Linked DNA regions of Homo sapiens: region 2 is linked to region 1. The links are chromatin loops, found by intact Hi-C in ENCODE. Cell type or tissue: transverse colon. All regions are shown on one strand. Links, peaks and the distances in the headings refer to the core of each region. The heading gives the core; the rest is flanking DNA. Region 1 overlaps AGBL1 (AGBL carboxypeptidase 1). Region 2 overlaps AGBL1 (AGBL carboxypeptidase 1).

What was found. A loop is a pair of places that touch in the nucleus more often than their neighbours do. Peaks named below come from ENCODE experiments on the same cell type or tissue, not always from the same donor. Only the 100,000 strongest peaks of a DNase experiment are listed, where the experiment ranks them.
Region 2: a loop joins it to region 1, with 13 times the contacts of the local background. A loop is called at or near these places in 1 of 110 quality-filtered maps.

Annotation. Positions count from the first base shown.
Region 1 is chr15:86,087,826-86,096,121 of GRCh38, reverse strand. The region is part of intron 1 of AGBL1 (AGBL carboxypeptidase 1); the gene reads right to left. It overlaps LINC01584 (long intergenic non-protein coding RNA 1584), which reads left to right. Exons shown (of 6, transcript NR_120368.1): 4 at 7,779-7,818. Among named protein-coding and RNA genes, the nearest start is that of AGBL1, 12 kb to the right of the region's middle. In transverse colon, for the core only: no CTCF peak of the experiment used is centred there; no DNase peak of the experiment used is centred there.
Region 2 is chr15:86,161,219-86,169,514 of GRCh38, reverse strand. The region is part of intron 5 of AGBL1 (AGBL carboxypeptidase 1); the gene reads right to left. Among named protein-coding and RNA genes, the nearest start is that of LINC01584, 49 kb to the right of the region's middle. In transverse colon, for the core only: no CTCF peak of the experiment used is centred there; no DNase peak of the experiment used is centred there; H3K27ac peaks cover 374 bases.

The DNA.
Region 1 (8,296 bases), core at 2,630-6,629:
AATGTTAAGTTAAAATGATTACATTTTTGACATGCAGTTCTAGAAAAAGAAACAAAAAAATTTTAATGTATAAATTTACGGGAATAATGTTAAGTAAACAATAGTTTAGTTGAACCAAAAATATGAAAAAAAATATAAAAGTAGTCTGCAAATGATTAAAGTTTAGGAAAAACTGATCTCTTCACTACCACTTATTTTATAGATGAGGAAATTATTTCCTAGAATGTTACATGGCTTGCCTAAGGTCACATAGCCAATTAATAGCAAAGCCAAGATTTAAGCCCATGTCTCATGATGCTCAGTCTTATCAGTAATCACATGTAGTGGATGCTGGACATGTTCCTCCAAGGTCTCCCCTTCAGAACTGAGGCAATTATCCCCCCAACCACAGAGAGTATTAGTGACCAACAGCTCTCAGCAGTATCTTCTGGGAATTGCTGTAAGGTAAAAAAAAAAAAAAAAAAAAAAAAAAAAGGTATCCAAGGTCATGTGACATTATGATATGGTAAAAAATATATATTTGGTCTTCATCCCCAGTTCCTGGCACGGAAAAATCCTTCTAACTTCCTGAATGATAGGAGTATCTTTTGTTATAATATTTGGTCTTAGTCCCTGGTCCCTGACACAGAGCTTCTAAGACCCTTGGAATCTCCAGAGTGCTAAGAGTGTCTTTTTGTATGCTAATGAGATGGCTGGTGACTGGAGGACCCTAGACAGATTCAGGATGGACTCTGGTTGCCAGAAAGACTAAGACATAGTTGGAGGGTTGGAACTTTCAGCCTCACCTCCCAACCTCCAGGGAAAGGAGAGGGACTGGAGATCAAAGTAACTGCCAAAGGCCAATGAGTCAATCAGTCAGGCCTATGCAATGGAGCCTACATAAAAACCTTAAATGATGGGGTTCAGAGTACTTCCAGGTTGTTGAACACATCCACCTGCTAGTAGGGTGGTGCACCCTAACTTCCTGGGACTAATGTTCCTGCACTCAGGACTTTCCAGACCTCCTCTATGTACCTCTCCATCTGACTATTCATTTTTATCCTCTATCATAAACTGGTAAATGTAAATAAAAGTGCTTTCCTGAGTTCTGGGAGCTGTTCTAGCAAATTATCAAACCTGAAGACGGAGCTGTGGGAACTCCCTGGCTATGAAGCCAATTGGTCGGAAGTTTCAGGTGATTGGCATCTGAAGTAGAAGCAGTCTCATGGGATTAAGCCCTTAACTTGTGAGATCTGATGCTAACTCCAGGTAGTTAGGATCAGAATTGAAGTTAAAGGTAGGATACCCAGGTGGCATCCAGAAAGTTGAAGAGTTGGTTGTTGGTGTGGGAACCACCTCACACATTTGATATCAGAAGTGCTATATTGATACAAACAGATCATAGTAGCCATGTCCCATATCTGGAAGCAGCCTTCATCCAATGACTGGTCAATGATGCAGGGGAGAAGGTGTACAGCCTCAACCCCTTTGCTGTAGGATTAGATGACTGCTGAAGGACCATCTAAGTTCCAGAGCTCGGTGTGGAATCATCTGGAGCCTCTGTTGTGACTACATTGCAGATCAATCTCCCCTCTGCCCAATCCTACTTCCTTCATGATCCCACATGTAGATCCAGGCACTCCCCCAATAAACTTCCTGCATGAAAATCTTTGTCTCAGAATCTGCTTCCCAGGGAAGCTACAAAACATCATTTTTCTTCTCTATTTCAAATTAAATAGAAAGTTATCAAAATACCATGTCATTAAAGAGGACAAGGCAAAAGCAAGTAAATATTAATGTTTTAATTACCTGTGATCAGGTTAGAATATTTAACTCAATGCCAAAGGCTGCTACAAAATTTACATTGTAAGAAATCAAATAGAGTATTATCATAGATAACATATATGAGTTTAGGGAGAGTTTTGGTCGAAAATTAATCACAAGCTTATAAATGAGAGCTTAAACTTTATAGTGTCAATTATAGATTTAGCTCTAATTTTTGAAGTAACGACTGCAAATATAGAGATTCAAATATTTGAACACATATCCACATCAGACAGTAGTTCACATTGTCTGATATTATTTTAAAGAGTATAACATTTTGAAAGAACTTTTGATATAATTTCAAAGATACAATACTAGATTAGAATGTAATCGGAATGTTTCCTCACCTAACAAATTCAACAGACACTTAAAGGCAGTATTTCAGGGAATATAGACTTCAGTAAGATGCTGTTGCTATTGTCATAGAATATTATCAGTATATTGAAGGGCTCTCTCTCATTGTCTCTTTAAATATTGTTGCTGCCTCATTCTCTGCTTCCCTTCCAGAACTCCAATTAAATGTATGTCCAACCTTCTCACTCTGTGTATCTTGCCTGCCCTTCAGCATGTTCAATTATTTTGACTTTCTCTGCTTCCTTCTGTATAGTCTCTTATGACCTGATTTTCAATTCTTTCTTTGGCCAAGTCTAATCTGCAGTTAAACCTATCTATTGAGCTGTTCGTTTTGGTTCTTTTATTTTTTAGTTCAAGAACTTCTACTGATTAATAGTTCCTCTTCAAATCTACTTTATCACTTCTTGTAGATTGTAGTTCACTGTCAAAAATTTCAAACTTAGCTTCTATCTCTTTGACCACAGTAACCAGTTCTCTTACATTCTATGTGCAGTATTTTCAGTTTCTGGGGTACTGGTGGATCTAATTCCATCATGTATTATTTCTTCTGGTGTTTACCCACCCATATTAGCTTATCTCCCTCTAATGCCTGGTTTTTAAATCACTTGTAGAATTAATACAGGGCCTCATATGACATTTTCTTCCACCAATGATGTTTTTAACTTGCAACTAGCAGGTACTTAGGATTTTTAGACAGCTGAGACCACCTTTTCAAGTCTTCAAATTTTCTGGGTCACCCAGAAGAGTTGAAGAATGGCTCTATGTGAAGACTAGCTTGTGTGTGGTTCACTTTAACTTCTAGAGAGCAGTCCTTCAGGTCTCAGCCCTAAAGCAGGGAGTGGATCACTACGGTCTCCATTCTTGGAAAGCTCTATATTGTTCTTGTTATCCTAGATGAGCAAGGTCACCGAATATACAATTCAACCTTCCCAGGCACCTTCCAAAACAGTAAATACTTCCGAAGCTGCTATTATTTGAATGTGTTTCCCAAAAACCATGTGTTAGAAACCTAATCCCCAATGCAATTGTATTAAGGGATAGAACCTATAAGAGATAATTAGGCAATGAGGTTTCTTCTCTCATGAAGGAATTAATGCCATTATTGGAGGAGTAGGTTTATTATCTCGGGAGTGAGTTTCTTAGAAAAGGAGGAATTTGACCCTCTCTTGCTCTCACTCTCCCTCTCTTTGGCTTTCCATCATGTGATGCCTTCTATCACATCATGATGCAGCATGAAGGTCCTGGTCAGATGCCAGCCCCTTGATCTTGGAATTCCCAGGCTCTAGAACTATGAGCCAATAAATTTCCGTTCATTTTAAATTGTCTAGTTTTTGGTACTCTGTTACTGCAGCACAAAATGGACTAAGACTGAGGCAAAAATACCAGAGTTTTGCTCTTTTCCCTGAGTTTCTCACCTCTCTTGACTTCAATCCATTACAAGCTCATTTTATCATTAGAACATTGATTTTTAGAATAAAAATTTTATATTTTATCCACATTTTTTAATTATCTAAAGTTCAGTGGTTGGTCTGAAATATCTAACCTACCATTATTTAAGAGCAGAGGTTCATGGAAGGTTAGAGATCAACTGAGATCCCCCCTCTTTAAAAAATACACTGGGAACATTGCTACTGCTTCATTTGTAATAATGCTTTATAACTATTTGTTCATGTATTTACTCAAACAATCACATGGCATAGGTTCTCAATCTAGTTGTGGACAAATCTTCTGAGATTCAAATGTTTGGTTTAAGTGCATGTGTATGCTTATCTAGGGGGAGAGTTTTTAATTTTCTGGAGACTTTCAAACGTATATGTGATTCTTCATATCTGGGAGGACAAGAACCATGTTATATTTATTTTGAGGTTCTCAATGCCTAGTAAGGGTTTGTTGAATAGATGAAGGACAACTATTTTTATAAGCAAGTAAATCATAGATGATTCAAGAGAGAGGTACAAATGCTTGGGTGCAACTTTGGAGAAGAGAGATATACCACCTAGTTTAGATTGTCAGAAAAGGCTTTTTTTGAAAAGTAACATTTTAGTTGATCCATCAAAGGTACTTATGACTTTCACAAGAACAAATCAAGTATGAAAGATGTCCAAGACCAAGTTGGGATATGGACATAGGAAGAATATTGTGTCCAGTACAGATACATGAGAGATATATAATTGGAAAAAAAATTGTGAGATTTATTTTACTGGAAGTTGCTGTATTATTCTGACCTTTAAGAGCTTCATTCGCTGAGACAAAACCCAAGAAGTGTATACCTGGGAAAACTTAAACCTGATCAAGTGGCTTATTGCCCTGAATTGTTCACAAGTTTTTATGTATATCTATCTGGGAAAAGTGTCTTTAGCTTTCAAAGGGTATCTGTGGGATTAAAAAAGAAAAACAAAAACTTATGACTCACTGCCTTGCAGTGTATGAATTGATAACTTCATAGGCCTAGGCATAACTGCATAGGCAGACAGAAATGCATAGGCATAGCTAAACATGTTACAGCTGCTGAGTGTTCTGATCTTCCCCAAGAGACTTGGAGTCATGATGCTAGTGTGTCCTCAGTTGGTCACCACAGAATAGAGAGGTCAAAGAGCAAAGGGGGTCAAGAGTTACCACAACATTCTGGATCTCTTTCTTCCTGACATCAGACATTAGCATTTGAAAGAATTTCAGTAGGAAAGCGTCTGCTGATAAAATTCTGAAAACCTTTCCACCCACTACTTTCCACTCCCTGGCACAGGGAGGCATTTAATAGACATATGAACAATAACAAGAAAATAATAATATGCCAAAGAAACAGATTATATTGCTAGGCAAATCTCCTAGCACTGATGTCAAGACAGAGAAGATGCTGACCCATAGGATTCAAGTCAACCAGAAAGTCGGTGGCAGTACCCAAAATCAACTTTGGCCTTCCTAAAGCCCAGCCAAGAAACCTATATATGTTAATTTAAATAAATAGGTATATCAGATTTCAAACTTTCAAATGTTATCATTGCAGAGCTCTATTGGGTGGTACAGAAATGAGGCCTTCCAGTAAAAGAAATTTTAAAGCCATAAATGTGTTGACTCTTGGCATAAGCAAGTGAATAGTAGTATGGCAGAGAAGCTCTATGAAAGCAACAAGATATAAGAAAAAGGAAATGATATGGTGTGAAACTCAAACATCATTAAGTATAAGAGTTAGATCATGGGGGAAAAGCTTTGCAGCAAAAATAATCCATTAAAGAAAAGTTTGGTAAATTTCACTATTAAAAAGTGACATATATAATATCAAAAAATAAAGAGCATAAACAAAGTCAAGCCCAAGTGAAATGCTAGAAGAAAACGTACTTCTATTTATTTAAATTATGGTACAACCATGAACTAAAAAATGATATAACTATCACACAAGGTTAAGCTGGCTATATGTCTTGGCATGAAAAATGTTCAAGTACATTGGTATGCAGGAAAAGCAAATTGAATAGCAGTGTGTAAAAATGATAAAGATATAGGTATATAATGATAGAAACATCTCATTGCTATATGTATATAAACATCTAAAAGAATACTTAGCAAGTGCTTACGAAGTTGTCTTAGGAAGTAGAATCTAATAGGGGGATTTTTCCTCCCTATAATTTACATCTACATATTAATTAAATTTTTTTACAAATAGTGAACAGGTATTACCTTTACAGAAAAATATGTTTAGTGGAGAAAGGACAGGTAAAAACAAAAGGGATGCTGTAGACTGGTGAATGGAATGGAATGGAATCTGGAGTCAGACTGCCAGTGTTTAAATTGCGACTGCTACTTAAATACTGCAAGAACTAAAGCAAATACCTGGTGTTCTTTATCTATAAAATGGGGAAAGTAGCCATATATTCCTCATAGGATTGTTGTGAGGTTATGTAAGAGAAGACGGGAAAAATACTTAGGCTATTTCCTGGTACATAGTAAGTACTCGACAAATGTGAGGGGTTCCTGACAAAAACACTTCTTGAATTGTAATGCCCATTTTTCTTCAAATATTATCATCTTAACCTCTTCTGCAGTGCAAAAATTTAGTTGTCATTTGGGGCATTTTTTTTCCTTTAGAACATATTAAGTTGGTGCAATTAAAGTCAAAGGGAAAGTGGGATTTGCTTATAGTGTCCTCTTAATCTAAATATGAAAAGTAAAGGGTATCTGCATTATCCTCAGGACTGGTTGGCTTAATTCTGTCTTTAGAGGGCTGGGATATAGATGCTCTGGGTCGAAACTGTAGGGCATTGAGCTAGCACCGATTGGTGGGATCTGGAGATTAGAAATGTTAACATGCATTGTTTTCGGGGAATTGGTCAGGGGAAGGGTGAGGGGAGAATTCATTGCTGACCATTCATTAGAAAAGCTGCTTTTCTCCAAATCCCCTAGGAAAAGCTTCCTCAGATGCTGTGTCTGTGAAATCTGACCCTGCCTTTAATGTGAAACCTGAAGCTAAAGCTATCCTTATCGCCATATGGCCTCCTGATCAGAATCAGAATGGCTCTCTTGAGCCTCTAGAAAGAACTCTTCTCTAAACCTCCACATCTATTGCTTATATTATTTTATCCCAATCAAGTAAGGACCAGAATTCATGTCAATGCAAGGCCTGCAGACTGGTTGTAGGGTCATTAGCTGGTGGTATTCACCAAGCAGAGGAATGACCCTGGGTTTCCCATAGAACTAACTTCAAATCCACTCACATCAGAACAGTTATAACATGCTGAAACCAGTTTCCAAACCAAGAGAAAGTCAACAGTCACAAGCAAGCAGAGATATAACATGGCATTGGTCTAAAACCATTATTTGCCAAATGTGTTCCATGGATCCCTAATGTCCTATGAAATACTAGTGGGTTTTGCCAAAAAAATTTTTATTTCCAAGATGGTTTCAAAATGACATATATTATGTCTCAAACTTATTAATATACTATGCACATTCATTTTATTAGTCAATCAACAAACATTTATTGAGCACCTACCATGTACCAGACAGTGCTTTAGGTAGTATGGAAAAAGAGTAAGCAAGACAGATAAGATTCCAACCATGATGGAAGAAGAAAAGGAGCACAAAAACAAATATTAGAGAATATGCAGACAAGTAAATGAGAGAGGTGGGGCATACAGTGACCCGGTAGCTAATTGGGCTGTCAGAGAAATCCTCTCTGAGTACAAGGTATTTAAACTGAGAATTGAAAACCATGAGTGTCTTTAAAGATTTTTTAAAAAATGAAGATTCTTTAGTAAAGAAATATAGTAAATTTATCCTGACATTTCAAATCCATCTGTTTCCACAACGCTTTTTGAGTGGCACACCCACTGGCATCCCAGGGAACACTAGTGTTCTTTGGAACCCAGTTTGAGAAGTTCTGGTTTTATCTTGGGATTCTAGTGCTGTTGAATGCAGACCATTATCTGCATAATAGTCCCCCATCACACATAAATGCTGATGAAATAACCTGAAAGCCCACCCCCAGTGGGCTAACGGATACCAGCACTTTCTCCACTGATAGCCAGAAAAGCTGTGGCAGCAGCCGGAGTCTCAGGACTCTGAACTGCATAGTTCAGGTTCTCCAAGACTTGCACCCAGAGGCATGGTTTGATCTGTTGCTTTTACAGGAAGGGCACCCTGGGAGTTGAGAACATCCACCACAGAGAGGTAAGTTCCTACTTGGCAGTTTGCCGCAGCAATTACCACCTCGTGCTCCATCACTACCTTTCCACTCCGTCTCCCACCCTTACACCAGGCTTGTGATTCAAAGGCCTTCAGGCCAGGGGTAACAAACTATGGCCTGTGGGCCAAATCTAACCCACTGACTGTTTTCCAAATAAAGTTCCACTGGAACACAGGCATACCCATTCATTTGCATGTTGTCTACAGCTGCAGTGGCAGGGTTGAGTAGTTGCAACAGGGATCCCCTGTATGGCCTACAAAGCCTGAAAACTTGCCATCTGGCCCTTTGCAGAAAGAATGCTGATCCCTGTTCTGGGCACCTGTTCTGCACCCTTTTGGCCAGTCCTTCCAGCCTGTGGAGACAGCTACTGTCCTTGCTGACTGTGCTAGGTGAGGGTCTCCATCTTTCCCCAGCAGACACTTACACCTGAGGAAATCTATTGACAATCTTCCAAATGCCCTT
Region 2 (8,296 bases), core at 2,215-6,214, 74 kb before region 1:
GGTCTTGTAACCTATCCTCTATGAATATCGAGGGATGACTTTATTCCTCCCTACTGAGGAAAAATCCTGTGTACTTTATCCAATGTCCCATGAGTCATGAGGTTTTCCAGTCTGTCTTTCAGAACCAAGTACTACTTCCAGTCCTGTGTGTGTGTCAGATATTGTTCCCTCCATTTCCTGCAGGTGGTCTTTCCTTGGCTTTGGCTAATTTCCCTATAAGTACGCTTGCATATCCAGCTAAATACCTGAGGGTAATCCCTGAAGATCTCCAGAGTTTTCCTTCTGTGCAGCTTTCTTTCTAGGACTCTGTCCTACAAATGCTATGCACCTTGGTTTCTCCAGGCCTTCAGCTCTGTCTCCCAACTGTTTCTTTAACTCAGGGAGTCTGCTGGGCTGCAAGTCAGTTCATTGTCCCTGCACTGCAATCTAGAAACTCTCTAAGACAATGAGCTGGGGGAATTTAAGGGCTTATCTCTCAGGAATCACTGCCCTTCGTTGCCTAATGTCCATCAACATTGGTTTATATATTTTATCTCTAGTTTGTTTTTTAAGGTGAGAACACTAATATCTTAGTAGACAACAGAAGAATGGGAATATGTAATTCACAAAGAGGAAATAAAAAACAGAGAAACTCTTAAAAATATTCAACTATCCAATAATCACAGAAATGCAATTGAGATCAAGACAACAATCTCAGAAATCAAAGTAATAAAAATTTAGAAAAATGGTAATATTTATTGTTGGTGAGGATTCAATTAAATGGACATTCATATGCTGCTGGGAATGTAGATTATATCACTCTGAACTTTGAGACTTACTTTTTCTAGTCAATATTTTATCATAAGCTGTTTCCCACAACAAACATCGTTCCTAACCTATTTTTGTGTGTTGCTTCATAATATGATATGGAAACATATCACTTTTACCAAGCATTCCCTATTATTGAGCTTTTTCAGGTTATAATATTTCCAATTATAAATAATACTGTGATTGATATTTTTGCACATAAATCTTAGTTCACATTTCAAAGTGAATTTTTAGGACATAGTTTAAGAAAAGAAAAATTGGGTTAAGGAATAGGAATTTTTTTGTCTTGATACATATCACTCATTGTTTTCATGCTTTTTTGTCTTTGCTCTTGCTTCTGCCTCTGCCTAGAACGTGGTGCTCTTATAAAATTAACATCCAGAAATTCCTTCCCTATTTCAAATCAAAAGCTGCCCTCTCAGTGAGTTCCTCCTTGCTAATTCCTGAGCAGACTGAAACCCTCCCTCTTAAATATCCCCCCCATGATCACATTAATCTTATTTGTTTACATGCTAATGTGTGCATGTATCAATACAATCCTTGAGGGCAAGGACTGTGTCTTTTCAACTCAATGCCCACAAATCTCTGACAATAATAAAAGCCCCACAATACTGCTGAATGAATCAATGGATAGTTAAAAGAGGACAACTCAGGCAAACCAAAACAACAGTGTTCATTCATTCAACTGGCATTTATTGAATACCTATGATGCACCATATGAAAGAAACTCAGACCTGATCTCTACTAATTCACTCCTTTTAAATAACCATTTATTGTTCTCTACTCATTTTTCTCATTAGCTTTGTTGAAGATGACTAATGATCACATAGAGAGCTAATATTAAAATAGCACTATAATTGAACTTAGGCAGAAAGCTTTCAATCTGTCCTCATCCTACAATCTCTGCCTAAACTCTTAAAAGCAGCTAGCTTTCCATGGCTACACATTTGTGTGATGGCCTCCTTTTGACCCTTTCCTTCCCAGCCAACTGAGTTGGCTTGTCTCTGCTAAACAAGCACATCTCCAGACACTGCACCCTCTCACAACCCCACAGGAAAACCAGAGTGTGTTTTCTTCCCCCATCTGCTTTATAATTTATGGTGCCTGAGTGTGGAATCCATCCCTGAAGAATTTAGAATTCTATTAGAAATATCAGTTCCCGGGCCAGGCATGGCGGTTCACGCCTATAATCCCAGCACTTTGGGAGGCTGAGGTAGGCGGACTGCCTGAGGTCAGGAGTTCAAGATCAGCCTGGCCAACATGGTGAAACCCCATCTCTACTAAAAATATAAAAATTAGCTGGGCATGATGGTGGGCACCTGTAATCCCAGCTACTTGGGAGGCTGAGGCAGGACAATCGCTTGAACCCAGGAGGTGGAGGTTGCAGCGAGCCAGGATCAGGCCACTGCACTCCAGCCTGGGCAACGGAGTGAGACTTGATCTCAAAAAAAAAAAAAAGAAAAGTAAAAAAGAAATATCAGTTCCCTCAAAGTAAAAGGTGAAACCACAAGAGTCCCTCCTGATAAGAGTCTTTCCATACCTCCCCCAAGTTCCTCAAACTCCCTTTCCTCCATATTTGTAGGTGGTTACAGTGTTGTGAGGAAGGTGTGATTTACAGGAAAATACAAATTTCTTTGCATAAGCTCCTCACTGAGTCAGGCTGGGCAAGAAGATTAACTTCTATGGCAAGTGAAAGTTCCTAGAGCCTGCCTCTAGTCTCTAGAGGGAAAACTGAGGGAAATCTATAGGGAGGTACGAGCTGTACAAGCTTCAGCAGATAAAGGTGGAAATGCAATTTCTGTAGAGGACCGTCATCAGGGGAAAGTGGTGCATGTAAGGCCTCCCCAGGATATGAAGGACCAAGGGAGGTTTGTCTTGTTTTGTTTTTGGAGGCCTGTCTGTGTAACTTATTTGATCCATCCAATATCAACATATCAAGCACCCTTCTCACTGTCCAGCATGTCATCCTCAGGAATAAATACAGAACCAGCAATGGGAAAGATCTGCTCACCAGTCCAACACACCTGAATCAGGACAACCCACACGCAGGATGAGTTCCTGAGCTCCTCCTCCTGAAGGAATCTGGTTCACCACCCAGGTGACAGGGGATTAGAGAACACCTCAAAGGTGAGAAACAGGGACTAGAGCCCCCCTGGATGGCACTGCCAGACCAAGCCCTTCTCAAGCACCAAAAGAATACCTGAGACATTTCAAGGAAGACTCTCCAAAGTGTAGGGTCGCCTGAGGCCCAGAGCCCAAAGCAGAGGCCCTGTCTGCTCAGCTCTGTGGGCTTTTCTGAGAAAGGCATTATAAAGGCATTTCCACAGGATAGGGAGCTGGTCATTTCACAAGCCCAAGACTGGATCAGAATGCAAGGCCTTCCTCATACACTACATCATTCTTGTTGGCATAGGCTGTCGGCAACTTGAGGTCCCCAAGCAACATTTCTCCAGCACTTAACATTGAGACAGGCACATAGAATGTTGTCAAATAAAAGTCCTAATTCAAAGCATGTTTGTTTTGTAATATGCAGAAAAGTGTCTTGGAGTAATAAATGGTGCCTTGAAGTTAGGGTAGAAGGCTTGGTTCAGCCTCTCTGGGTTTCAGTGACCTCATTTTAAGATGAAGGAGATGATAAGAAGGTCCCTTAAGACCTTCGAACTTTAGATCCTACAACTTGAATATCTATGGCTTGCCCTTATCAGGAAGAGCTCAGTGGCTTCTTAAGAAGATGAAAGGGCTTTAACCCTATAACTCTAGTTGCCAAGGCTTAATTCATGTAAGAAACTATTCATTCCCCATCAGCTACAGGCTTGGAGTCAGGTTGCAGATGCAATAATAACTCTGCTAGTAACTTGAGCTCATGGTGCACGCCCCCAATATCAGCGCTTGTGAGGCTGGGGTGGAATTTTTTTGCTCCTGTTCCAAGGTATTTGAATTGGAGTGCTCTGGAGACAAGGTACAAGCAGAAAGTGCTGAGACATAGAGTGAAGCCCCACTGTGAGGCCATGCCCTGGAGACCACAGACTCTAATGTTGAATGGGGAATCATGAAGCCGTTAGTTGGGGCTGGGAGGGAATTAAAACCCAGGGGGAATTCAGTAACTATTTTAAGAAACAGAAAAAAATCCATTTCTTCTAACTTGGATCTCCATTGTCTCAGTGAAGAGTAGCTGAGTCACCCACTCACTCATGATCTCATGGAATCCATTAGCTCTGGCTGAGTCTCACTCATCTATCAGTTACTATGATCAGATAAAGTGGAATGGAGTGATGGTTGGAGAAAGCCCAGAAGACCCGGCTTTGGGCAGAGGCAGTGAGTGATTTGGGGGCAGGGAGAAGAGAAGCAGGACATTTTTTCTAGCTCATAAATTGCAGATGAAATCACCAGAAAGGGCTGCCAATAAAGCAATGCCCAGTAATCCTGCACTCAGGCAGAATTCTAAGGCCAGGGAGGCCCTAGAAGATTGGTCCTTTGGAGGGAGAATATCACCTAACACTATTCCAAGCACAAGGAGCTACTAGGACAGCCAACAGGAGACTAAGGTGAAGAATTTGCTTATGAAGCTTGCTTGAAGACCAAACATATCCATCTCCTCCCGTTGCCAAGGTGTTTAAGCCCAGGTACTCCGACCTCCACAATCTCATAACATGAGACTGACCCTGAGGGTAAAGAGATAAATCATAGCATGACCTTCCTGCTGAAAACCTGAGAGGGCATTAAGAAGGTGGGGATACTAAAGATGTTATCCTCTGTGAGGGTGAGACCAGCATGGTCTTGAGCAAAACACTTCCTGACTTCCTGTGTCCTTGGGGCAGCTCCAGAGAAAATGAAGGTGAGCGGTGAGGGAGCTATCCCAGCCTGTGAGCAGCCCGAGTCCTCTTTCTGGAAGTGTGGAGCAATGGTCAGAGAATACAATGGGCTTCAAGACCTGGTCTCTGCTAGGAAGATCCAACCCATTTCCAATTGGCTATGATACTTATAAAGCAAGGCAAGCCAGCAGAGTTTAAAATCCTGGAAGACACACTGATGACAACATCTGATAACCCAGTTCCAAAGGTTGGGTTCAATATTACACTGTGAGAATCCAAAAGGATCAGAGGGGATGTGGCTGTACTTTGGAAAAGGTCAAGCACGTGGCCAGTGGAAATGGTCCTTATTATTATCAAAATCTTCAGGCCCATCCTGGGAATGACGGCACAAAGGGACAGCCTCCCGCAGAAAGTGTTGAGACGTGGAGTAATCACAAGCTTTCCTAAGGTCACAAGATGAGTCATTCGCAGACAAGTAATCTGTCTGCCTCAATAAATTTCCCTACTTAGTGAGTTTGGACAGCTCAAAGACAGCTTTAGTGCAGATAAACAAGCTTGTCCACAGTGGAACAAACGAGCAAGAGGTAGCACACTCTGGCCCAGTGTCATTTCCTCCTCCCTACTTCTATAAAAAGCACCCCCAGAAAAGTTTAAGCCCCAGCTGAGTTCATTAACAGACCAAACACTAGAAGCCTATTTCAAATAGACAGCAAAGTTTTAATGTGAATGCTGTCCCCACATGCCCCTCCAATTCAGATCTTTCCCTGCTCCAATCTCTGTCGGTTCCCCCAGACAACTCTAAAAGACTCTGAACTTTTTTCTTCCCTCCAGTGAGAGAAACTTTGCTCCCTTTCAAGCTGGTGGCTGCTGCTTCGCAGTCTCTCAGAATGAGTTCTCTCCCAGAAGGCACCTCATTCCCTCATGCAATAGAGCTCTTGGGAGGTGTGCCAACTGATGTTTCAGACATGTTTGGATGGGGCAGAACTCTGCATGTGCAGCCAGCCTGGTATCAGGGGGAAAAAAGGTAACAAATATGAAGTGCCTAGCATAGCACCTACTCAGTACATTCTGGCTTTCATTCATTACTACATAGGAAATTCACCAATAATTTTTTTTAAAATATTTCTTTTCAATGTATTTATTTAATTTTATTTATTCATTTTTTTTTGAGACAGAATCTCACTCTGTCTCACAGGCTGGAGTGCAGTGGTGTGATCTTGGCTCACTGTAACCTCTACCTCCTGGGTTTGAGTGATTCTCCTGCCTCAGCCTCCCAGGTAGCTGGGATTACAGGAATCCACCACCATGCCCAGCTAATTTTTGTATTTTTAGTAGAGATAGGGTTTCATCACGTTGGCCAGGCTGGTCTCAAACTCCTGATCTTAGGTGACCCACCCACCTCAGCCTCCCAAAGTGCTGGGATTACAGGCATGAGCCACAATACCCAGCCCTCATTTATTTATTTTTAAGACAGGATCTCAATTTGTCCCCCAGGCTGGCATGCAATGGCATAGTCATGACTCACTGTAGTCTCAAACTCCTGGGCCCAAGCAACTCTCCCACCTCAGCCTCCTGAGTAGCTGGGACTACAGGTGTGCACCACCACACCCAACTAATTTCTTGTAGAGACAGGGTCTGCCTACGTTGCCCAAGCTGGTCGCAAACTCCTGGCCTCAAGCGGTCCTCCCGCCTTTGCCTCCCAAAGCACTGAGATTACAGACATGAGCCACCATGCTCAGCCTCGTTTGAATTTAATTAAGAGCCTATTATTATCTAGGCGCTGGGCTAGGAGGAATGGAAAATAACAAGATACATATAATTTGATTTCTACTTTAGGAAGTACAGAATTTAGGGAGGAGAAAAGACACCCAGGCCAATATAGTACAGAGTCCAATAGAATGCATGTCGAAAGAAGGTCTGAACAAATCTCTGGAGGATGTTTGAGGAGAGTAGATTCCTTTTCTCTGATGAAATGGAGCAGGTGGCATCCAGTGAAGTCTGGAGACTGGGTAAGACTTCTACCACTGCACAAGGCAGCATGGCATTCCAGAGGAAGGGAGAGACCTGGGGAAGAAGAGGGAATGCCACACTCAGAGATAGCTGGCTGGAAAGCGAGATGAGAGCAGGAATGAGAAACCACTCTGGAAAGGGAAGCTGAGGCACATTCCTGATGGCTTTGAAGTGAAGTGAGACCAACTAGAGGGCTATCATAGCAGTTTAAGTCTGACCATAACTGTTCCCACTAGCATGGGACTCATGAGGAGCCGAAGGAAGGAAGTTGGCACAAGCCAACACAAGTGTGTGCAGCATGGTGGGTATTTGGGAAGTGGAGGAGGCCTGAAATAGCTGCCTGCCCTGGGCTGAGGGCTGGCACAAGGCCACAGAGGGTTAGTGACATTGCTCTTCATGTCCCTTCTCTCTAGCAAGTATGTGGTTGGAGCTTCTGTTGTAAATCTTGCCCTGAGTACTATCTGGAGACAGAGCTTCATTGGAGGACAGCTGCACATCTAATTTTAGGTTCCTGCTAGAGAAGTAGGGCAGGTCTAATCTCCACAGGAGGGAGGAGTCATCATGACACAACACTGGGCATCTGCTCCTACAAAGGCATCCCGGAATAACTCTCCCATAGCATGCTAGCATTTGGAGGATGATACTTAGTAGAGCTATCCATGCCCCCTGACATGCGACTTTATCCCTTCCCTGCAAGACCCCCCTTGAGCCCACAGGTTCTGTCAACCAAATGGCTTGAGTAGAATTCATTTGGGTATGTCTTAGTTACTATTCTCAGGATGGAGTTTGTGAAAGATGGAAATTGGCAGGACGTTCTCATCTCCAGACTCTTCCCCAGCCTCTGCCATCTGATCTGCAGCAGGCAACCAGACATCCCATAGTATTTGTATTAATAATGATTAACAATGTCATAGCATGTCAAAGCACACGATGTCTTTACACATTATTTGTTATTGCCCACAATAAACCTAGGAGGTAAGACTTGACATTCATGCTTTAAGAAATGTCAAAGTTTAGTTAAGAAAAGTTAAATGACTCGCCAAGGAATCTGGTAGAAGGAGGCTTACAGAGCAGGTCTTCCAATTTCATTACCTTTGTTCTTATCTTGCTGTTGATGAGTAAGGATAAGATAGAAAACAAGGTAGCTTTGGGAAAGAATTCAAAAGCAGAGGGAATAGATATTTAGCCTTTGAGAGGAAATAGCCAACTGATGGAGGAGTAAGACTCCTCTATCATTAAGCAAATTGTTCCATGGGTATAAGCCATTTAGATGGAAAAGAAATTTAAGCAAACTTTAACTGCATATGATCGTCTTACATATGATGGTTGTAGAAATAAAATGCTGGAAATAGACTGTATAAGATACGCCAGTGGTGGCTTAAGAGCTGAGGCTCATGTATCAGACAGGGTTTAAATCCCAGCTCTCTCACTTAAAACCCAGCATGTTACTTAACTTCTTTCAGTTTCAATTTATTTTCCGGTAAAATTGGGGGCAATAATAGCACCCGCCTTGCAGAGCAGATGAGAGGCTCAAAGGAAGTAATGCATGCTAAGAGCTTAGCACAGTGCAGGGCACCTCATAAACACCATGCCAATGACAGCTATATTGTAACGGTTGGTGGAAAAGCCTCTTTCCTACAGAGGTTTGGTTTTAATATGGCATTTGA